Regions from separate parts of the Homo sapiens genome. Here region 1 is linked to region 2. The links are chromatin loops, found by intact Hi-C in ENCODE. Cell type or tissue: gastrocnemius medialis. All regions are shown on one strand. Links, peaks and the distances in the headings refer to the core of each region. The heading gives the core; the rest is flanking DNA. Region 1 has its middle 25 kb from the start of CHGB. Region 2 overlaps SHLD1 (shieldin complex subunit 1).

Region 1 (16,710 bases), core at 4,384-12,383, 68 kb after region 2:
TTTCTGGAGGGGTGGCAACAACAGCTTCTCGACTGTGGCAGAGGTGGTGTGATTCAGGGCTTGGTGAGGGTGAGGGTGGTTTCCTGACCAGGATGAAGGAAGCCTCGTACAGAAGTCAGAGGCAGCCACATTTCCCTTGCCATTCTAGTTCTGTGGTGTGAGCTGGAAAGTTGTTGCTATAATCCCAGCCTATAGCTTATTCCTGTAGCCCTTTCAACATTTTGATGCATTTCTAGCAAATCCCAGTTCCTTAAATTAGCTAGAGTGGTGTGGGAAACCAAAATATGCCACCCCAAAATATACTTCTTTGGCATATTTCAAGTTGGTTATTTGGAAAAGCTGCAGATGGGAATAGCTCTGAAAAAGCTACCCTCCTGTAAAAGAAATTTACATCTATCTACATTAGTAAAGCAAACAGGAGATGCAGGCACAGGCTTTCTCTGAGGTTCTCTTATCCATATCTAGGAAAGAGTAACTCACAGGAAAATGAGACTGGTGGTCTGACACTTTTATCTTTGTTTATTTATTTATGTTAGTTAGGGTCTCACTTTCTCACCCAGGCTAGAGTGCAGGGGCATGACCATGGCTCCCTGCAACCTTGAACTCCTAGGCTCAAGCCATCCTTCCAACTCAGCCTCCTGAGTAGCTTGGATTATAGGCACATGGCACCAAACCCAGCTAATTTTCTTTTAATTGTTTTAGAGATGGAGTCTTGCTATGTTGCCCAGGCTAGTCTTGAACCTCTGGCCTCAAGCAATCCTCCCACCTCAGCCTCCCAAAGCAGTGGGATTACAGGTGTGAGCCACCATGCCCAGCCTGATACTTTTAAAGGTCTGACAGAGAAACCTTTACCACAGGCTGCCATCTATTTTGTTCTCAGGACTACTGTCTGAGAGATTTCATCTGCATAGTAAGACAGGCTTTGCTTGACTTGCCTTTCTTCCCTTCACCCTCCCATAACCTGTTACCACCTATCCCCAGGAGCCCCAAGCTCCTATTTCTTTCCATATGGTATAAGAACTTCAGTCATCTGGCTCTTCTTTGAGTCTCATATTTTGTATGGCTTCTGTGCATTTGCATGTAAATAAATTTATATGCCTTTTCTCCTATTAATCTGTCTATTGTCCATTTGTTTTACAGACCCAAATTATTGAACCTTCAGAAGCAGGGGGAAGAAAAATTCCCTTCACCCCTACAGTGGATTCTGTTGTCTGCAGGTGGTAACGCTGGTGGATAAAAATCTCTTTTTGAATTATCAGCTATATGTCGGTCTTGCCTATTCAAAAATAAACAAAAATGTAATTTAAAAATGAATAATGTAAAAGGGTGTGATCTAAATCTTCCCCAATCCCTGTTTAATGTCTGTCTCCCAAGCAGTCCCTCTCCCTCCTGACCTTGACCTCTCATTTTTCCCTGAAGCACAATCTTGAGCCCTGCTTGATCCGTATGAAACCGCTATTTTTGTTGGTCAAAATAGCCAAGAACTAGCAATTCCATAGTCTTCAACTTCACACTTGCCATTTGTATTAGTCTGTTCTCAAGCTGCTAATAAAGACATACTTGAGACTGGGTAATTTATAAAGAAAAGAGGTTTAATTGACTCACAGTTCCACATGGCTGATGAGGCCTCACACTCATGGCAGAAAGAAAATGAGGAGCGAAGTCACATCTTACGTGGTGACAGGTAAGAGAGCTTGTGCAGGGGAACTCCCATTTATAAAACCATCAGCTCTCATGAGACTTATTCACTACCGTGAGAACAGTAAGGAGGAAACTGACCCCATGATTCAATTATCTCTACCTGGTCCCTCTCACTGCACGTGGGAATTATGGGAGCTACAATTCAAGACGAGATTTGGGTGGGGACACAGCCAAACCATATCATCATTCTTTGGAATTTATCTTCCCTCAAAACTCCAGCTATTATTCATCTGCCAATTTTCAAGTCTTTACCAAGTTTCTATCCTATATAACTCTAATTTCCCATGGAACATTCTACTCATATGTGTCCTTGTCGCTTTAAAGAAAATGTATAGAAAATCAAATGTATCCTCTTTCCCACAAGTTAATATTCTCATTTGATGCCTCTAATCTATCCATGGCACTAACATTTGCTGTCACTCAGGCTTGACGAAGTGTGGATTCATTATGACTTTTACTTCTAAATGTCTCACTGTATACAGCAAGAAGTGGTGGTTAAGAGCTGAGACACAGGAGGCGGCCTGCCTGGGTGTGAATTTTGACTTGGCCATTTATTAGTGTATGTCCTTGGGCATGTTATTTAACCTGACTGTGCCTCAGCTTCCTCAACTGTAAAACAGGAATAACAATAGTGCTTAGTTCAGGAGGCACAAATGAGTTCAGATTTTTACAGACAGTTCCTGACTTATAGCTCAACTTAAGGTTTTTTATCTTTACAATGGCATGAAATCATTCAGTACACTCCTCAACTTTTGATGGGATTACAATTTCATAAACCTATCATAAATTGAAAATATTCTAAATCAAGCAACTTAAGATATTTTCAATTTATGATGGATTTATCGGGATATAACCTCATCTTAAATCAAGGAACATCTATATAGTATTCAGAACAGCACCTAGTATATAGTGGTTTTTTTAAATTTGTTTGTTTGTGATGAAGTTTTGCTCTTATTGCCCAGGCTGGAGTGCAATGGCTTGATCTCAGCTCACCGCAACCTCCGCCTCCCAGGTTCAAGCGATTCTCCTGCCTCAGCCTCCCAAGTAGCTGGGATTACAGGCATGTGCCACCACGCCCGGCTAATTTTGTATTTTAAGTAGTAACGGGGTTTCTCCATGTTGATCAGGCTAGTTTCGAACTCCTGACCTCAGATGATCTGCCCGCCTCAGCCTCCCAAAGTGCTGGGATTATAGGTGTGAGCCACCGCACCCAGCCAGAAAGCACTTTGGGAGGCCAAGGTGCACAGATCGCTTGAGCCCAGGATCTTGAGACCAGCCTGGGCAACATGGCAAAACCCTGACTCTACAAAAAAATACAAAAAATTAGCTGGGCTGAGAGGCGTGTGCCTGTAGTCCAAGCTACTTGGGAGGCTGAGGTACGAGAATCACCTGAACCTGGGAGATAGAGGCTGCTGTGAGCCATGATTGTGCCATTGCACTCCAGCCTGGGGGGCAGAGTGAGACCCTGTCTCAAACACACACACACACACACACACACACACACACACACACACAACCTCTTACACCTGCCTTGTCTTTTTCTTCCCAACACCATCACCTGCATCATTTTCATCTCCTTAAGGACCTCCTGAAGGTTTTCCCTGCTGCCAGTTCTCCCCTTTTCAGCCTCTTCCATTCACTGTTGCTACCACGTTGATTTTCCCAAATCACCGAGGGTATCCTATCTCATCCCCCACAGAAAGCTCCTTAATGCCAACAAAAGGAAGCCCCACCACAGGTCCACACTGATCGAACCCAGATGTCCTGCCCTCTCCACATTTCTGAGACTGGACCCGCCAAAACATTCCTTTCCTTCTCTAGCTCCCACGGCTCTACCCAGCTACTCATTTGCACTTTAACTGCTACACAGCAGGACTGTCCTTTAACTGTTAACATGTGTACATCTGCCTTCCTTGAACAGGCAGAAAGTTCTTGAAGGCTGGAGAGCTTATACCACCCATACCAGGCACAGAGTAGTGCTGGGTAAATAGCAACCAAGACGTAATTTTTTTCTGTATTCACACTTCCTTTTCAGCTTCCTGGTGGAGTCAGCTTGACAACATCTTTCTCTTTCCTACAACTGAAACTATAATTTTAAAACCAAGAGCAAGGGGCCAGTGTCGGAGATGGGTTCGTACCTTCTGAAAGACATCATGGTGGAAGGAAGAGTCCAGTTGCAGGCGTGAGAGGCTAAAGCACTTCCATTAACGAGCAGGGTGTCCAGTGAGGCTCATCTACCTCCTCTGAACTTCATTTCCGTGTCTGCAAATGAGGACATTAACAAAGCTCCCGGTCCCCCTCAGGCTTAAACGTTCTGTGACAAATCTCTAAGAGGGTGGATTCGGGAAACTAATTTTCAAATTAATTGAGCAGTGTGGAGTTATTGCACGGAGAATTAAACTGCTGTCCATAACAGTTCATTTCCTGAGTTTGTTTATCAACCACTGTTTAATAGGCACTATTTATTCTGCAGTATCATGGGTGGAGTGCTATGGAGACACAGAAGTTGTATCTCACCAGATCCATAGCTTCAAAAAGTTTATTATGTAATTAGAGTTTATTATATAATAAAAGCTCACCAAGCTCATGATCTGGCAAATGGCATTGTTTGTTTACCTAAGCCTTCTTTTGTAAAATAAGAAAGTTTTACTTGAATCATTATGTATAATACCCCTGGGAGCTGTGTGTTCTATGTGTCATTTCTATGTTATTTTATTTGAAATACACACACACACAGTATGTTTCAATGTAAACATATGCATTTAAAATGTATATTTTTAAATATCTCCATCAACAGGCTGATTTTTAAAACTTTTCAATATACCAAATAATGTAGATTTTCAAATATACACAAAAATAGAGAGAATTGTATTATGAACTCCATGTACTGATCACCTACCTTCAACAGCCATCAGCTTTCTGCCATTCTTTTTCAGCAGATCCCACCACCACCTCCCTCTGTGTGTGTGTGTGTGTGTGTGTGTGTGTGTGTGTGTGCGCCAAGACACTGCTCCTCAAGCTAAGGACTCTTTTGTTCAATTTCCGATCTGCCATGGACCAATACCAGCACACAGCTCACACCCAAGCCACACATAACACACTATGCAGGTTTGACAACACCCAAACTAAGTTCTATTCTCATTAGAGTCCACCACTCACTACTTGGATGCCATGGCAATGTCAAAGTACTATAGCCATTTCTAAATATTTGTTGTCAATTTCTGCACTTATTACAGACCAAGAGCACACAATTTGCAAACTGGCCCCAATCCTCAGACTTTGAGTAGTACTGCATGCGCTAGAGTATTTTAAAATAAAATCTACGGCATTATTTTATTGCAGCTGCAAATTCAGCATGTATCTCCAATGGATAAGTATGTTTTTGTTGTTGTTGCTCTGTCACCCAGGCCGGAGTGCAGTGGTGTGATCTTGGCTCACTGTAGCCTCTGCCTCCCAGGCTCAAGTGATCCTCCCACCTCAGCCTCCCGAGTAGCTGAGACTATAGGTATGCACCACCACACCCGGCTAATTTTTTTGTATTTTTGGTGGAGAAAGCATTTCACCATGTTGCCCAGGCTGGTCTGGAACCCATGAGCTCAAGCAATCTGCCCGCCTCGGCCTCCCAAAGTGCTGGGATTATAGGCATCAGCCATGGTGCCCAGCCTTGTACTTTTTAAAAACAACCAGAATATAATACTCCCAAGAAAATAATCAATAATTCCTGAACATCATCTACTATTTAGTCCATATTCAATTTTCCCCAGTTGTCTCAAAAATGCCTTCTTACAGTTGGTTTGTTTGAATCAGGATTCAAACAAGGATTTTGCATTTGGTTGACATACCTTTTAAGCCAAACTATAGTAGTCTCTCTCTCCTTTAAAAGCTGCTTTTAAGCCACTCTCCAAATAGATTGGTTTACCATTAACTATAAAAGGTTTCCTGACCCATATTGCTTCAAGCAGTTTTTCCATGCATTTGCTTTGTGCCACAGTGTGACTGTGGCTTAAAAACCAATTACTTCTTCCCCCTAAAAATGCCCATTATCTGTGCCTATTAGAGGCACATTTACATTCCCCAGACTTTTTGCCAGGGCACCAGAACTATTTAGATTACCATGTATTAAAAAAGTGCCAGTCACTCTCACTGTCTTATCACCTCTGGTTCTCTTTGTCTCCAATGGGCCCATTCATTGAGCAGATATCTGTGCATGTTGTTAAATGAACCATGGATGTTCTTGCCCTTGATGTACCAAAGCAGTGTTTACCAGGTACATTCATTTCTTCGGGGACCTATGCAGACATATAGTGGGCATAGTGGGAAAGTGAGGAACTGAATATGACTTGAGATACTCAAGTGATTTGATTTGGACCAGACCCATCTGTGGCTGTCACACAATGACATCTTTTTCCATACTCGTCACCACTAAGGCTACAGGAGCTCAGGTAGCTTTGGGTCTTCACTGGCCAACATTTTAGGAAGAATCATAGAAAAATCATAGAACAGAAAAATAATCTCAGCAACTATGCAGTCAAGCCCCCGAAGGGTTGGAGACAAAAGCCCCCACAGCTATCTAGATGCCTCCTGGACAAGGGCCCAGGTCTCTGACCTCCAGAGGAAGCTCTGTGTATATGGGATATCAATTTCTATGCCACTCAGGGTTCTCAGTTGCACATAACAGAAGAGGATTCTGGCTGACTTTAATAGAAGGATAGTAGGTGGCTAATAGAATTGACAGGATGGGTAACCAGGTTTTGAAATCAGGCAGGCTCTGAGGGAGGCCAGGCAGCAAGGACACAGCCTAGGCCATGCTTCAGGGGCAGTCTGGGTAGGATGTCCCTAACTGTGGCTCTGCTGCCACTCTGGCTGCTGGACATCAACACAACTGAACACAGGAGCCAGATGCTGCGGCTGCTTGAAATTCTAAACTATCCCTGAGTCTAAATTAAAAGTCCTGGTGTAGGCAAAAGAAAGAGAGATCAGACGGCTGCTGTGTCTATGTAGAAAGGGAAGACATAAGAAACTCCATTTTGACCTGTACCCTGAACAATTGCTTTGCCCTGAGATGCTGTTAATCTGTAACTTTGCCCCAACCTTGAGCTCAGAGAAACATGTGTTATATGGAATCAAGGTTTGAGGGATCTAGGGCTGTACAGGATGTGTCTTGTTAACAAAATGTTTACAGGCAGTATGCTTGGTAAAAGTCATCCCCATTCTCCAGTCTCGATAAGCCAGAGGCACAATGCACTGCGGAAAGCCGCAGGGACCTCTGCCCTGGAAAGCCGGGTATTGTCCAAGGTTTCTCCCCATATGATGGTCTGAAATATGGCCTTGTGGGATGGGAAAGACCTGACTGTCCCCCAGCCTGACACCCGTGAAGGGTCTGTGCTGAGGAGGATTAGTAAAAGAGGAAAGCCTCTTGCAGTTGAGAAAGAGGAAGGCCACCGTCTCCTGCCTGCCCCTGGGAACCGAATATCTCGGTATAAAACCCGATTGTACATTTATTCTATTCTGAGATAGGAGAAAAACCGCCCTGTGGCGGGAGGCGAGACATGTTGGCAGCAACGCTGCTCTGTTATTCTTTACTCCACTGAGATATTTGGGTGGAGAAAAGCATAAATCTGGCTTACATGCACATCCAGGCATAGTACCTCCACTTGAACTTATTTGTGATACAGATTCCTTTGCTCACATGTTTTCTTGCTGATCTTCTCACTATTATCACCCTGCTCTCCTACCGCATTCCTCTTGCTGAGATAGTGAAAATAGTAATCAATAAAAACTGAGGGAACTCAGAGACCGGTGCTGGTGCTGGTCCTCTGTATGCTGAGCGCCGGTCCCCTGGGCCCACTGTTCTTTCTCTATACTTTGTGTCTTATTTCTTTTCTCAGTCTCTCGTCCCACTTGACAAGATATACCCACAGGTGTGGAGGGGCAGGCCACCCCTTCATCCTGGGTGGGAGCATTTGATTTGCTGAGACTAGATAATATGACTGTCCTCTAGTGGCCAGGGACCAGCAAAAGGGCATCTGGCTCCGCTCCTTTCTATAGTGGGAAGTAGATCCTGCCTGCCTTCATGACCACATCACAGAGGGAAGGGCATTAGGATGCTAAGTAACCCCTACAACCGCAAATGACTATTTCACCTCCCCATTTGGACTTCTGTGAGCATATAGACATCACCAACAGTTTTGTTTTCGTTTTGCTTTTCTTGAGACAGGGTCTCACTCTGTCACCCAGGCTGGAGTGCAGTGGCATTATCATGTCTCACTGCAGCCTCTGACCTCCTGGGAACAAGCAATCCTCTAGCCTCAGCCTCCTGAGTACCTGGGACTGCACGCATGAGCCATTATGCTTGGCTAGTTTTTTATTTTTTAATTTCTTGTAGAGACGAGCTCTTGCAATGTTGCCCAGCCTGGTCTTGAACTCCTGGGCTCAAGCAATTCTCCTACCTTGGCCTCCCAAAATTCTAGGATTAGAGGCATGAGCCACTGTGCCTGGCAGTTACTTTATTTCTACAAAACATGGAGGCATTTCCTATCACTCCTCAAATGAGTTACACCCCCCACAAAAAGCACTGTTCTAAGTGCTGAGTTTGCAAAGGCTTTAACCTCACTGAAGGGGAAAGAATTTCTTCTTCTGTCTCGCTAGTTCACTGATTGCCTCCTTCTGGCCCAATGTCTGGGGGAAAACCAAAGATCAATGTGTCCACTTGACTTTTGCTCAGATGCTTAGTGTGCAGTTAGCTTCCAGGAGCATGGAAACTTCTTCTCCAAGGGTTCCATTAGTGATTAGACGTGCACTTTAAAGTATGTCATGCTGCCACGTATCAGACTGGGACAGAGATGAACTGGAACATGAGAGATGTGTTGAGGTGACAGCCAGGATTCTGCCATTGTTCTTTCAGTGTATTTCTGATGCCTCTCAAATTCCATAAGGGGAGGTGTTGATGTCTGTGGTTAAGTAACATGAGGCCAGAGCTGACGCTGTGGCAGCTGCTCCCAAAGGCACAGAGTTTCTTCGTTGCCAGGAAAAGATGCCCTTGAATTTTCTGGGCTGAGGTAAGAAAGTTTGGCAGATCCTGCCTTCTCTGCTTTCTGTTTGCCTTAATGGATATCAAGATAGAAAATAAGGAGCCAGAAGGACCTTCAGAGAATCTATTCACGGCCTGTGTGTCTTAGGCTCCCCCCAGAAATAGACTCTCCGGCACAAATTCAAGTGCAAGTAGTTTATTTGAGTGGGAAAGCAAGGAACTGAGACAGGAGAGGGAAAGAAGCAGTAAAAGGTACATTATCAAGCAAGTTACCACTGTGGGCATCTGGAACTTAAGCCTACTGGAGCCAGTGCAGATTGTAAGCTTCAAAGTTATCCTGCAAAAGGAGTAAGGCAGCTAGGGTATTTAAACACCAGTCCCCATCCATCTTTGATTGAAGGCTGAAACTGGGAGGGCACTAATTTCCAAGTGCTTCCAGCTTGCTGTGTGAATGGGCAAAGCAAGCTCTGGCCACCAGACAAAGCCCTCGGGCAAAGAGGCAGATGCTGGCAGTTGAAAGTCAGGTGCTGTGGCACAAAATGCTAAGGCCCGAGGGGGCATGGGCAGGGCACCCAAAACATCTGCTGTACTGTGTCCACTCTCATCCTCCAGACTTGTGGACAAACTTCCTGTTCATCATTCATTCAAAGCCCAGCATAAATCTTCCCAGAATCATCCGGGCGTGGTAGCTCACGCCTGTAATCCCAGCACTTTGGGAGGCCAAGGCAGGCGAATCACCTGAGGTCGGGAGTTCAAGACGAGCCTGACCAACATGGAGAAACCCTGTCTCTACTAAAAACACAAAATTAGCCTGGCTTGGTGGTGCATGCCTGTAATCCCAGCTACTCAGGAGGCTGAGGCAGGAGAATCACTTGAACCCGGGAGGCAGAGGTTGTGGTGAGCCAATATCGCACCATCGCACTCCAGCCTGGGCAACAAACTCCGTCTCAAAAAAAAAAAAAAAATTCTTCCCAGAATCAATCAGGAGGTGCACATCCTCCACCAGATTCCTAATTGGTACAGGTGGTTTATTTCACTATTTACTGCTCAATAACTCTCTACCCGTGTTGCAGAGTCACTCAGGTTTAATCTTCTTTCAACCCTGCCAGAAAACTCATCAGCAGCCCACAGACCCTGACCACAGCCCTGGCATAACTGAATAAATGCTGACTAATTGACTAACTCTCATTTCCTTCTATTCAGCAAATGTCCTGGATATTTGGAAATGCCACAGTTCACAGCCAATGCACTTTCAGCAGGTCCTGAAAAATGATTTGGAGAGGTTTACAATTTGCTAAATGTGTTGAGTCTGGGATTGGTAGAGAACCATGACCTTGGGAGAATAGAATGTTTCTCTTCTCTGGGACATAGGTCGGGTTCCTTCGGGACTATGGATAGAATTTGCTTAAACTGTGGGTCAGCTAGTTGTGAGTTGGCAACTTGGGGATGTCTGTGAGAGGCTGGGATTGTGGGGAAAGCAGAAACACTTGCTTAGTTTTGTCTGGTGTGCGAATATCCTACTAAGATTTACTGAAGGAATAGAAAGACCATCTGAGGTTTCCCATGTGATCTTATATTAATGAAGGGATATCTTTGAGTCTCATGTCTTGCTGGTTTTCATCATTCATTTTTTTTTCTTTTTCACCCTGAGTATCAGCCTTTAATAGAAATTGTGATATCTCAGGATCAGGTGGTTACATCAAAAAGAACCTTAATAGGTCACCTGGGCAGTCTCTCAGTCTCCAGGCTATACCGTGCTTAAACTATTCCTAACAGGACGCTGCTTATCCACCGTCTGGAAATTTTTCCAAAAGTGGGGTCAGGCTGGGTGCAGTGGCTCACTCCAGACCGACCAGCCTGGCCAACATGATGAAACCCCATCTCTACTAAAAATACAAAAATTAGCCCGGCTGGTCTGGCTACTCGGGAGGCTGAGGCAGGAGAATCGCTTGAACCCAGGAGGCAGAGGTTGCAGTGAGCCGAGATCTCGCCATTGCACTCCAGCCTGGGAGCAGAGCGAGACTCCATCTCAAAACAAAACAAAACAAGACAAAACAAAAGGGGGTCAAAGAAATGCCATCTGCATTATCAGCACATATAGTTTTCTGCCCAGATCATAAAGTTTATAACATCTGCCTTATTTATATCAAATATGTCATCTATGTCAATGTTTACAGCTATATCATTTATCTATAGGCTGTATCTTATAACATCATTTGCCTCTATATTTACACATACTCTGCCTACATCTGTGTTCACAGCTTTATCATCTACAGCTACATTTTCATCTTTACTATCTACATCACCTATACCTATGCTTATATTACATCATTATCTACATCAACATTTTTATCTACACCTTCTGTACCAGTGGTTCTCAACTGGAGAAACTTTGCCCAGGGACATTTGGCAACTTCCAGAAAGACTTCTTATTGTTACAACTCAGGGTTGGGGGAAGAAATGCCCTCAGCATCTAGGCCAGAGATGCTGCTAAATCCCAGGGATACTGCTAAATCCTGCAATGCACAGGACAGTCCTTGACAACAAAGATATATCCGGCCTAAAATATCAATAGTGTTGAGGTTAAGAAACTCTAATCTACATCACCTACCTCATCTGCATCCATATTTACAGCTATGCCATGCACATCTGCATCTATATTTGCATCTACTCTATCTAAATCTGTGTATATATCTACACCATCTACTCTACATTGGCATCTACGTAGTCGACAGCTACCTCTACAGCATCTACAATATCTATGTCAACTACATCGACGTCATCCACTCCATGTACATCATCCACATCTACGGGATCTAAACTTTGCATGCACATCTATATCTAATTATATAGATGATATAACAATCAACACATGCTTGTTATATCAAAATGAGTGGTCCTTTTAGACTAGAAAGCAAATCTAATTTTAATTTTTCCCTCCACTGGCCACACACATAAAACGTGAGTGGAACAGATCCTTACCTGGCAGGGGAGATACCATGATCATGAAGGTGGTTTTCCCAGGGTGAGGTTCCACTGCACTCCAGAGGTGCTGATCCTGTGATTTCCCCAAATGTGGGAAACGCAACTGCATAATTTGTGGCAGTGGGAACTATGTTCTCACTATCCCCTGTTTTTGTTGTTGTTGTTGTTGTTTGTTTTTTGTTTTTTTTGAGACGGAGTCTCACTCTATCACCCAGGCTGGAGTTCAGTGGTGCAACCTCGGCTCACTGCAAGCTCCGCCTCCCGGGTTCACGCCATTCTCCTGCCTCAGCCTCCCGAGTAGCTGAGACTACAGGCAGCCGCCACCATGCCCGACTAATTATTTTGTTTTTTTTTTTTTTTTAGTAGAGAAGGGGTTTCACCGTGTTAGCCAGGATGGTCTCGATCTCCTGACCTCGTGATCCACCCACCTCGGCCTCCCAAAGTGCTGGGATTGCAGGCATGAGCCACCGCGCCCAGCTCTCCCACTTTTTTAAAAAAGGGAGTAGAACAGAGGCCAATCATTGTCTATTATACTCCTTAAAGTATAAGAGGCATGAGCTGTTTTCCAACTTTGTCCTTGCTAGCAAACACCTCAATATTGTTGGTTTATGGGCTTTGATAAGCAACGAAGGAGGCTTCCATTTTGATTTGGGTCGAAGTGAGAAGTTAAACACGTGCCTGATAAATTTCATTCCTGCTCTGTCTTTGCTTGCCAGCATCCCGGGATGAGAGGGCATCAGATGCAGAGACACTTGTGTCACAATTCATCACAATGGTGATAAAGAATAGTTTCTTCTCAGAAGAGCGATCACTGCACTTAGAGAACCTGATATGGTTGATCACATCTTGTTCCACCGGAACTGGTCTGGGCTGGAAAACACGCAGTTGACACATGGGAAGCCGCAGATGCTGCTATTTCACCCTGGGCTCTTTGGGCCTCAGAATAGTAAAAGACATCTGATTCCATGACCAAAACAGCAGCTCGGGTTGCCACGTTCAGTTAAGCTTCCTTAGGTACATGAGCTGATTTGTCAGCCAAGATAAAAGTCAAGTGATGTTTCTAGATGAAATTGAGAACACGGGAGATAGACAAACAAGAGCAAATCCCTGTGGCTTCTTTAGCCTGTGACATTTACTCAATAACTTCGCTTCCTGGTAGAAACCCATGCCTCCTGGAGACCATTATTTTTCCTCCAGGAACAAGATTGGCCTGAGGCAAAGTTTCAAAACAGACTCTTACTCACCTTTTTATATTCTCATTTTTTGTAGTGTTTTCAAATTCTCAATAAATATTAATACTAATACCTAGAACTTGGAAATGAGAAATCGGAAGTTATTTACTCATTATTCTGGATTTAACATTTTTTGTTTGTTTGTTTGTTTTGAGACTGAGTCTGGCTCTCTAGCCCAGCCTGGAGTGCGGTGGCACCATCTCGGCTCACTGCAACCTCCGCCTCCTGGGTTCAAGCAAGTCTTGTGCCTCAGCCTCCCGAGTAGCTAGGATTACAGGTGCCCCCTACCACGCTCGGCTAATTTTTGTATTTTTAGTAGAGACAGGGTTTCACCATGTTGACCAGTCTGGTCTGAAAGTCCTGGCCTCCAGTGATCCACCTGCCTCGCCCTCCCAAAGTGCTGAGATTACAGGCATGAGCCACCGTGCCTGCCTAGATTTAACTTATTTTAATAAATAAGAAATATTCTGTCTAGTAGTATTTACAAAGAACTATAACCTATTGCAAATATCCAAACCTTGTCAAAGGCTAGCAAACATTACTAAGTAGTTTTTGAATCAAATCTAGCCCAGCAAAGTTAACAGCATTACATAGAAATCGCAATTCAAAATCATCAATTTATAGATTTTTTTGCTTCCAAAAGTTGTTATTTCTTGGAACATCACTCTTAGGGTCTGTGTAAAGTATGCTATAAAAAGTGCAAAGTTCTTTTTTCAATTTTATTTTTAAAACTTTCTCTTTGTTTTTTTGAGATGGAGTCTCTTTCTGTCACCCAGGCTGGAGTGCAGTGGCACAATCTCGGCTCACTGCAACCTCTGCCTCCTGTGTTCAAGTGATTCTCCTGCCTCAGCCTCCTGAGTAGCTGGGACTACAGGCACCCGCCATCATGCCCAGCTAATTTTTATACTTTTAGTAGAGACAGCGTTTCACCATGTTGGCCAGGCTGGTCTCAAACTCCTGGCCTCAGGTGATCCACCTGCCTCAGCCTCCCAAAGTGCTTGGAATACAGGTGTGAGCCACTGCACCTGACCTAAAAAGTGTAAAGTTCTTAATATTTATTTTATTTGCAAAAACGCCTCCCAGTTAGCAGCAGACAGGGCCAGGAACACATGCTTGTAACATGGTATCAGTTATAAGCAAGGCAGACTGATCAGCCCATGGCACCTTCTCTACATGTGCTCCCTGCCTTGCTCTCAGAAACGTTGACCTCAACCTTCAACTGCTATGTCAGTTGATCTTGCCTTCAGTGGATCCCTCGATGAATCTCTCAAACCACTGGGGCCTCTGCTGATTGTTAAGCTTTAATTCTCGCAGAATTGCAATACATTTTTTCCATTTTCTCAACTGATTTGTCTCAGAATTTGGGATGTAGAAGAGTATATAAATTGTCCAGAAATGCTGGGAAGGAATTTTCTCATGGCCACACTACTCATCACGTCATCAGTGGGGACTCCCTCTTTCCTGGCCTGTTGCTCTGACCACCCAAACTTCCCTTCTACCTGGTCCGTCTCGGCTTACCCTTTTCCCTTAATCATTTAAGCTTCAAGGATACACACTCCCTACCAGAAAAACTCCAGGATTCTCCAGGCTGGACTTTAGACTTGAAGAGAACAGCAATCCAACTGAACTATTTCACCCTGAAGTATGAATAACTAATATGCCTTCTGTAGGAATTAGAAGCATAATCAAAATAACAAATATTTCTGCAAGTATGGGAAAAATAGTCCAACAAAGCATTCCCTTCAGCGATAGCAGAAGCAAAGGTTTTCAAGGGCCACCTAGATGATAAACTGTGGGCACTGGGCTGGATGTGAGACCGTAAAGAGTGGTGGAGACAGAGTGTGGTCAAACTTCAACTAAAGGCGTTTGAATTCAAATGTTTAAGACAACCAACCAGTAAGAGCCAAACATAACTCACTTTAGTGACAGCCAAGCTTGGCCCTCAGGCTACTAGTTTTTTATCTCTCTGTTGAATACTCCAGTGAGATATGGGCCTAATGGAAGCCAATTCTTGTTGCTAAGCCAACTTCAGATCCCAGAGAGTTAGAATCACAGATTAAAACGTTCTAACCACCATAATTAAAAAAAAAAAAACCAAATAGGTAAAATGTCATCATTTTTAATGTTAGACTTTTAATAAATTTAGTAATTAGATGAGAAAAATCATGTCCCATATGTAGGCTACGTATTTGTAAACAAGGTAAGGTGAGGAATTCAGAAAATTATAATTACATGCTCCTCCCATTTAACTAGTGCACATACGTTAGAAATGTTCCCTTATATTACATAATTGGTTGATCACCCTTATCCGTATACAAATTCAAATGAAATCCTAATGGTAAAATGAGAGCATAGCTCACTGCACTACAGCCTTGAACTCCTGGGCTAAGCCATCATTCTGCCTCAGCCTCCCGAGTAGCTGGGACTATACATAGGCATGCACCACTGTGCCTGGCTAGTCACTGGCTTTTTATCCATTAAATATATCCTGAATGCAGTGCAATACTCACCACAGTAGCTTGATGTGATTCTTCCCTTTTAACTCTGTTGGAAACATTTTCACAGTCGAAGTTTGTCTTATGTGTACAAATGTGCACAATGTTGTCTCCCTGTGGCCTGCTGTTCTAGTAACCAGATTTTTATTCCCTTAACTGTGACATTTGACTGCAATGCTGCATAAAAGGCACCATTTGGGGGGAGAAAAGATTTTAATCAACATATACCTCAGCTGCTCTATCTCTTCTTAACATGATGGTGGGTTTCCTCCAATACAAAGGGTCTCAGTTCCCCTATAGAATTTTTCTTAGCATGTCTGTGATTACTTGAAGTGTTATTCGTTAATGACTTCCAAATCTTTCTACCAGGTTAAGGTGATCTTTGCAATGCCAAAGATATTGAACTCTACTTGGGCCCTAAAATCTCATTGTCCTTCTTCCTTGATGTAGACATTGAAGATTTTAATATCTCATTTCCATCTCCATCACTTGAGATTGTTGAGATGGTTCTTGCCCACCTGGGACAGAACATCAGCCAGGCAGAGGAAGGAATGTGAGCATTAAAAGCCAACAAGGCTGTTTCAAATCAGAGTTCTGTCATAAATAGCTGTGTCACCTTGAGCAAATTGCTTTTTTTTTTCTTTTTTTGAGATGGGGTTTCACTCTTGTTGCCTAGACTGAAGTGCAATGGCACAATCTCGGCTCACTGCAACCTCTGCCTCCCAGGTTCAAGTGATTCTCCTGCTTCAGCCTCCCGAGTAGCTGGGATTACAGCTGCCTGCCACCACACTCAGCTATTTTTTTTTTTTTTTTTTGTATTTTTAGTAGAGACAGGGTTTCACCATGTTGACCAGGCTGGTCTCGAACTCCTGACCTCAGGTTATCCACCTGCCTCGACTCACAAAGTGCTGGGATTACAGGCGTGAGCCACCATGCCCAACCTGCTTAACGTCTCTTAACTGTGCTGTTTTTATCTTCAGGACGAGCATAATGAACTCTGCCTCATGGGAGTATTTTAAGGATTCACAGAAATGATGTTTAAGATGCAGGAAGCACATCATAGGAATGGAGGAGGCTTATAGAAGCCCTCAATACATGGGAACGGCTCTTATCCTTCCCCATCCATTGCCCATCCCTTCTACATCCCCACCTCTTTTTCCTTATTCATCCAATTCTGTGTCGGTTTCCTTGGGCTGCAGTAACAAACTATCACAAACTTGGTGGCTTAAAACTTATTCTCTCACGGTTCTGAAGCTAGAGGTCTGAA
Region 2 (8,000 bases), core at 1-8,000:
ATTACTTTTTCTAATGACACACAACACCAGAGGATTGGAAGGAAACATCCAGAATTTGCTCCAGTGTTCTTTTTCATCACTTATGTTCCTTGGGGGTTTCTGTGGTTCCAGAAGCCATTCATGCCTGCGAGACAGCGGCCCTGGGGGAGAATTGAGCTTTTTTCTCTCCTGAGCAGATACGCTTGTTGGATTGCATTAAATGAGCCCCTTGAACCACTGTGCTCAGCCTTGTCTGCACATCGGCATCAACTGCAAGTTTTAATGATCTTGATGCCCGGGACTCATCTCCAGAAGCTCTGATTTAATTGGTATATAGGGCAGCCTGGGAATCAGGATTTTGTAAAAGCTCAAGTGCTTCTAATATGCAGCCACGCTGAAAAACCACTGCCTTAGAGCAGTGCTTCTCAAAATGTAATGTGACTATTAACCACCCAGGGATCCTATTAAAATACAGATTCTAATTCAGTAAAGTGTGAGGTGGAGGCCAATGATGTGTAAATAAGACCATAGAGCAGGAGTCAGCAGCCTCTGGCCTGTGGACCAATTCTGACCCTATGCCTGTTTTTGTACAGCCTGCAAGCTAATAATGACTTTCACATTTTAAAATGATTATTTTTAAAAAGAAGAAGATGTAACTGGGCATTGAAGGTCCACAAAGCCTAAAATATTTACTATCTGGCCCTATACAGGAAAAGTTTGCTAACCCATGATCTATCTTCATAAGGTTCCCCATAACCACTGAAAGTCTCTTCTCAGTATTATCCCACTTTATTGGATCCTATAGCCTCTTGTCTTAGGAATTCCCATACTTAGGAATTTGTTTTTATATAAAAGAAATGAGGTCTGGGTATAGTGGCTCATGCCTGTAATCCCAGCACTTTGGGAGGCCATGATGGGCTGATTGCTTGAGGCCGGGAGTTTGAGAGCAGTCTGGCCAACATGGCAAAATCCTGTCTCTACAGAAAATACAAAAATTATCCAGGTGTGGTGGTGTGTGCCTGTAATTCCAGCTACTCCAGAGGTTGAGGCATGAGAATCACTTGAACCCAGGAGACAGAGGTTGCAGTGAGCTGAGATCACACCACTGCACTCCAGTCTGGGTGACAGAGTGAGACTCTGCCTCAAAAAAACGAAAAAAAAAAAAAAAAAAGAAAGAAAAAGAAATGGCATAAACTGGTAGAATACACAGCCCATGAATTGTTGGTCATAAAATTAACTGCAAATGTAAATATTATTTTAAAATTTCAACTCTATATTTTTTAAAAATTATTTTGTGATTTTATTGTAAATGTAGTTCCAAAAAGACACATTTTCCTTGAATGACATTTTTTTTATTTTAAGTAAAGATTGCCAGGACAGAGAGAACCAAGAGTCACTGAAGATTCCCCTTCAGAAATAGTAAAGTTCTACTGCGTATATTCGGGGTTTGCCAACAATGATTTGAAAAATAAAAGGTTGCTTTCTACTGAAATGCTGAATGAATAAATTTGGGTGCATGAGAGATTCACTGTCTGTGGGTAAACAAGGGGCAGTGTGAGTCTTAAAAAGGAAGATTGTTGAGGGCAATATCTACATTTCACAGATGAGGAAACTGAGCTTTGGAAAATGCAAGTGAAAATCTGAGGACCATAGCGAAATAGTGGCAGGACGAGAACTGGAAGTTGCTCTCCTGATTTGTTTCCAGTTCATATTTTTTCTGTGATTCTGCATTCTACTCAAGAACTAATATTATGATTAAAATGCCTGACAGTATAAAAGGACCAGTTTAAAAACTATCACAGATATTCCTATTTGTCATACATTATGTTTTCCTTTAAGACCCTGAGGATAGGCTGGGCGCAGTAGCTCACACCTGTAATCTCAGCACTTTGGGAGGCCGAGGCGGGTGGTTCACTTGAGCTCAGGAGTTCAAGACCAGCCTGGGCTACATGGCAACCCTGTCTCTACAAAAAATACCAATAAATAGCTGGGCGTGGTGGTGCCTGCCTGTAGCCCCAGTTATCTTGGGGGCTGAGGCAAGAGGATCACTTGAGCTCAGGTGATGGAGGCTACAGTGAGCCGAGATTGTGCCACTGCACTCCAGCCTGGGTGACAAAGTGAGACCCTATCTCAATAAATAAATAAAATGAAAATAAAACCTTGAGGATATTTATAATATTAGCTGCTTTCACGTCCTTGTTTGTTAATTCCATCATCTTTATCATTTCAAGATCTGTTTCTGTTGACTGATTTTTCTCCTGATTATAGGTAATATTTTCCTGCTTCTTCCCATGTCTAGTAATTATGAGATGCTGGACTTAGTGATATTACATTGTAGAGTGTCTGTATTTTGCTGCCTTTTTATAAAAAGTATCAAAGTTTGTTATGGCAGGCAGTTAAATTACTTGCTTATCAACTTGATCCTTTCAAGACTTGTTTTTAAGCTCACGGGATATTTTCTCTCTCTCTCTCTCTCTCTCTCTCTCTCTCTCTCTCTGTGTGTGTGTGTGTGTGTGTGTGTGTGTGTGTGTGTGTGTTGGGATTACAGGCGTGAGCCACTGCATCCAGCCTAAACTCACTAGGGAGATTTTTTGAATAGCCTGTACTCTGTAGCTAGTTTAGCTTGCTACCAAGGTTTAGCCTTTCTGGGTCTGTACTGAATATCCCAGGTATTCAACAGTCATCTCACTCTGGCTGTCAGAACATGCATGTCTCCCAGCCCTGTGTGAGTTCTGGAAGTTGTTCAGCTCACAGCTCCCCTGGCTGTGCCTGGCATTATGACTTAGTGTTCACTGTGAAATACTCAAAAGAATCCCTATGCTGATTTCTGGAGCTCTTTATCTGTTTAGCTCCCTCATCTCCAGGACTCAGCTTCAGAAATTCCAGGCACCTGAAACTGATCTCTGTCTCTTTGCTGAGGAAACTGCTGTGAGGCAGTGAGATTGCTGTGCTCTGTTTGGATTCCCCTTCCCTGCGCTGTGGTCTAGGAAGTGCCTCCAGCAGAACACTGGGGGCAATTGTAGGCACATCTTGCGTCCCTTCTCTCAGTGATCAAAGTCCTATACTAACTGTGACCAGGATCTGAAAGCAGTTGTTTTTTGTCCAGTTTTCTTTTCTTTTTCTCCTTTTTTTCTTTTTCTTTCTTTTTTTTATTTTTTTATTTTTTTTGAGACAGCCTTGCTCTGTTGGAGTGCAGTAGCACTATCTCGGCTCACTGCAACCTCTGCCTCCCAGGTTCAAGCGATTCTCCTGCCTCAGCCTCCCAAGTAGCTGGGATTACAGACACCTGCCACCACGCCTGGCTAAGTTTTGTATTTTTAGTAGAGATGGGGTTTCACCATGTTGGCCAGGCTGCTCTAGAACACCTGACCTTAAGTGATCCACCCGCCACAGCCTCCCAAAATACTGGGATTACAGGCGTGAGCCACTGCACCAGGCCATTTTGTCCAGTTTTATAGCCATTTATAGCAGAAGGGCAAATTTGGTATAGTTAACTCTGCCATTGCCAGAGGCTGTTCACTTAGATTTGTCTTGTAACATTTTTCTGTAGTAAGTAAAGGCAGGGATCCTGTACCCATTTTATAGGTTAAATAATGCAGAGTTGCCAAGAAATAAGAGGGTTGGAATCACATACTGGGTTGGTTGGTAGGTAGGTCATATGATCCAGGAACTCTTGGTCCTTGCAAGGAGATAGGAGGAAATGCTCAAATTTGTCTCCCCAAATGGGGGCCTGGGTTGAGGTTTATAAGCATATGGTAATGAGGCGTGAATGAGGTGACTGGATTGATCTTGGAATGAGGTGATTGATTGGATCTTACAATAAGGCGATGATGTTGGGGGTCATGATCTAACTGGAATCCACCATGGGGTGACTCCAGGGCTCAATCTGATTGGATCCTGGATCCTGCCATGCAGTGTCCACTTCTGTTTTGTTTTGTTTTGTTGAGATGGAGTCTTGCTCCATTGTCCAGGCTGGAGTGCAGTGGCATGATCTCAGCTCACTGCAACCTCTGCCTCCTGGGTTCAAGCAATTCTTGGGCCTCAGCCTCCCAAGTAGCTGGGACTACAGGTGTGCGCCATCACACCCAGCTGATTTTTGTGTTTTTAGTAGAAACAGGTTTCTCCATGTTGGCCAGGCTGGTCTTGAACCCCTGACCTCAAGTGATCTGCCCGCCTCAGCCTCCCAAAGTGCTGGGATTACAAGTGTGAGCCACCGTGCCCCGCCAGTGTCTACTTCTTAATTCAGTCCCACTCCTCGGTCTGAGCACTTAGGTTCCCCCTAGTGGAACTAAGCATGGTTGCATGCTTGGTTCATCTGGGCATGCTCAGGTTATGAGACCTGAGGGTCCGTGACAACTGAAAAACAACTCACAACTTTGTTACGTAAAAGTTGAACCAGATTGATCTGGTGTGACCACACTCTTACCCTTATCTGTTATTTCTCATTCCAAACTTTGCTTATTAACTGTAATGTTTGCCTTTGTAATTGCTTCACTTTCATCACATATAAGAAGTACTCAATGAATGCTTACTGATTTCATGCACTGTAGGAACAACACCGACTATTGTCATGTTGGCTGTTGTCATATTAAAACATCATGTAGGCCAGTCATGGTGGTTCACATCTGTAATCCCAGCACTTTGGGAGGCTGAGACAGGAGGATCCTTTGAGGTCAGGAGTTCGAGACCAGCCTGGGCAACACAGCAAGACCCTGTTTCTACAAAAAATAAAAAAATTAGCCAGGCATGGTGGAGTACACCTTTAGTCCTAGCTACTTGGGAGGTTGAGGCAGGAGGATGGCTTGAGCCCAGGAAGCCAGGGCTGCAGTGAGCCATGATGGTGCAACTGCACTCCAGCCTGAATGACAGCGTGAGACCCAGTCTCTTAAAAACAACAACAATAAAATCATCATGTAACTTGCTAAGACAGCCACACCTTTGTGTTGTGCCTAAAAAATTACTGAGTTCTGGTGGATACATAATGAGGACTTGACAGTGTTTTTTTTTTGTTTTTTGTTTTGTTTTTAGAAGGAGTCTTGCTCTGTCGCCCAGACAGGCTGGAGTGCAGTGCTGTGATCTCAGCTCACTGCAACCTCCATCTCCTGGGTTCAAGTGATTATCCCGCCTCAGCCTCCCCAGTAGCTGGGATTACAGGCGTGTGCCACCATGCCTGGCTGATTTTTCTATTTTTAGTAGAGACAAGGTTTCACCATGTTGGTTGTCCAGGCTTGTCTCCTGACCTCAGGTGATCCGCCCACCTCGGCCTCCCAAAGTGCTGGGATTATAGGCGTGAGCCACCATGCCCAGCCAGTCTTATTAAATGCTTCAAATATATGTCACATTCAGCTTCATGTCCCTGATGGTTCCCTGCACCATGCTACGCCAATAAACACTCAACGGATACTCAACGGATACAAAAGAGTATTTGGTAGATCTTCAGAGACGGAAAGCAAATTCAGTGCCTTTATTCAGCAAAAATTCAATGAGCAGCTGCTATGTGCTGGACACTGTGCTAGCCCCTGGGGATGAAGTGTGAATTAAAGGCAGTGTCTGCCCTCTTGAAGTTCACCACCCAGTGATAGAACACCCAAGAAACCAGCCTCCAAGATGTTCAGATTAAAAGAAATTCTTCCACAGTGACATTTTCACCAGGCAAACTCAGAGTTGTTTGACATGAGAAGGTTTAAAAAAGGATAGTTGTGAAAGACCAGGCAAAGTTCACAAAGTGAAGAAGGGAAAATATTATTTCAGACTGATATTAAATGATGGCCTAGCCTGCTGCCATACTGTCTCACAGGGAAAAGTTTTATTTATGTCTCCTTTGATCTTTTCTCCTTTTTGTCTCTAGGTTTGATGTACAAGCTTTAGCTTGGGCCTTTGATTTACAGTGTTCTGGAGAAAGAGACCAGGGATGACAAAGCCAACCAGGCTGTTACCTAAAAACCTGATATATTGTCCTAGATCTAGGCTGTCTTAGAGCTACACAAAGAATTTCCAGCAGACTGCTCAGGAAGAGCCTGCTGGGAAGGCAGTTCCCCTAAAGTCCCATAAAATAAAGAGCTTCCCAGTCCTTCTTTGATATCCACGGTTTGCTTAAGTATTGGATGTTAAGGCAGCAACTTCTAGTCCTGTGGAAAATCTTTTAATATCTGTGCTTAATCAACTGAGAAAATAAAAATTTATAGATCCATCAATGACAAATATATTAAACATGGGGCTTTAAAAATTGCCTGGAAGTCTGTGACCAACATTTTTTTAGCCTGTAAAATATAGTTTGTTTAAACTTATTAAGGCTGGGCGTGGTGGTGGCTCACGCCTATAATCCCAGCACTTTGGGAGGCTGAGGTGGGCGGATCACCTGAGGTCAGGAGTTCGAGACCAGACTGGCCAACATGGTGAAACCCCGTTTCTACTAAAAATACAAAAATCAGCCGGGCGTGGTGGTGTGCACCTATAATCCCAGCTGCTCAGGAGGTTGAGGCACGAGAATCGCTTGAACCAGGAGGCGGAGGTTGCAGTGAGCTGAGATCACACCACTGCACTCCAGCCTGGGTGACAGAGCATGACTCTATCTCAAAACAAAACAAAACAAAACAAAAAAACTTGATTATAGTATACTGGATATTGAGGGATAGGGAATTTAGTTATCAGCTGGGAGTAATAACAAATTTCTGGAAAACTCAAACATCGATCATATCAGAGTTTCTGAGGATCAGAAATCCAGGAGGGGCTTAATAGGGTAGTTCTGGCTCAGGGTCTGTCATGAGGTGGCCGCCAAGTGAAACCTTCCCTGGAGCTGGAAGAGCTGCTTCAGAGAAGACTGCCACCGGATGCTTGGCTGGAGTTTTCAGTTTTTCTCCACATGGGCCTCTCCCAGGGCTGCTGAGTGTCCTTGAACTGTGGCAGTCAGCTTCCCCACAGTGAGTCGTGAGAGAGGGAGACAGCCAAACAGAAGCCCTGGAGTCTTTCATGATCTCATCTCAGACATGATGGGCCATCTCCTCTGCTGCACTCGACAGTCATACAGACCAACCCTGGGACCACATGCAAGGGGACCACCTGAGGGTGTGAGTGCTAGGAGGTGAGGAGCCATCCTGGATGCTGGCTACCTCATAGGTGACTGGCCAGGCAAAGTTTATTAACTAAAAGTTCTTTGTGTTGACTCAGGTGAACTAACATTTACTGCTTCAGTTGTTCATTTAATTTAATTTTCTTGAGAGATTTAAAGTAAGTGCTCAAAGCCAGGCATGGTGGCTCATGCCTGTAATCCCAGCACTTTGGGAGCCCAAGGCGGGCAGATCACCTGAGGTCAGGAGTTTGACACCAGCCCAGCCAACACGATGAAACCCCATCTCTACTAAAAATACAGAAAATTAGCCGGGCGTGGTGACGGGTGCCTGTAGTGCCAGCTACTTGGGAGGCTGAGGCAGGAGAATCACTTGAACCTGGGAGGCAGAGGCTGCAGTGAACCAAGATCGCACCACTGCACTCCAGCCTGGGCTACAGAGTGAGACTCTATCTCAAAAAAATTAATTAATTAAAAATAAATAAATGAATAAAGTGAGTGCTCAGAGCTGTGTTGCTTTGTTGTGTGCATGTGTGTGAGTGTGTGTGCTTGTGTCCCTAAGTCCCAGCAGTGAGACAAATTGTGTGGTTCCTTATCGTACCTGAGAAGCAGGGAGCAGCCACCAAGAAGACTGTTACAGTGGGTGAGTTGTTTATGCCCTGCTTAAGGCCAGCCCCTCCACTTAATCTTCATCTCCTCTCTCCTAGTCATGGACTTCACACCCACCGTTAACCCCTCACTCCTGCATTATCAATCTTTCTCTCTTGACTGGCTCATTCTTGGCTACATACAAAGATGATGTAATATTTCCCATCTAAAAAAAAAAATCCATGACCCCAGGTTCCTCTTTAGGTCCTGCCCTGTTTCTCTGTTCCTTTTTATAGCAGAAGGCTATGAAAGATGTGTCTTATTTGTCTATACTCACTCTCTCCACCTCTTACCTTCCCGATTTCTC

What was found. A loop is a pair of places that touch in the nucleus more often than their neighbours do. Peaks named below come from ENCODE experiments on the same cell type or tissue, not always from the same donor. Only the 100,000 strongest peaks of a DNase experiment are listed, where the experiment ranks them.
Region 1: a loop joins it to region 2, with 5 times the contacts of the local background. A loop is called at or near these places in 4 of 110 quality-filtered maps.

The regions. Positions count from the first base shown.
Region 1 is chr20:5,878,350-5,895,059 of GRCh38, forward strand. It overlaps the pseudogene RNU1-55P. Among named protein-coding and RNA genes, the nearest start is that of CHGB, 25 kb to the right of the region's middle. RefSeq lists a silencer at 13,952-14,162. In gastrocnemius medialis, for the core only: a CTCF peak has its summit at 7,674 (motif pointing left); DNase peaks (open chromatin) are centred at 8,662 and 9,256; H3K4me3 peaks cover 491 bases; H3K27ac peaks cover 6,628 bases.
Region 2 is chr20:5,814,958-5,822,957 of GRCh38, forward strand. All of the region lies in intron 2 of SHLD1 (shieldin complex subunit 1), which reads left to right. Among named protein-coding and RNA genes, the nearest start is that of SHLD1, 69 kb to the left of the region's middle. RefSeq lists an enhancer at 7,871-8,000. In gastrocnemius medialis, for the core only: no CTCF peak of the experiment used is centred there; DNase peaks (open chromatin) are centred at 1,968 and 3,334; H3K27ac peaks cover 1,862 bases.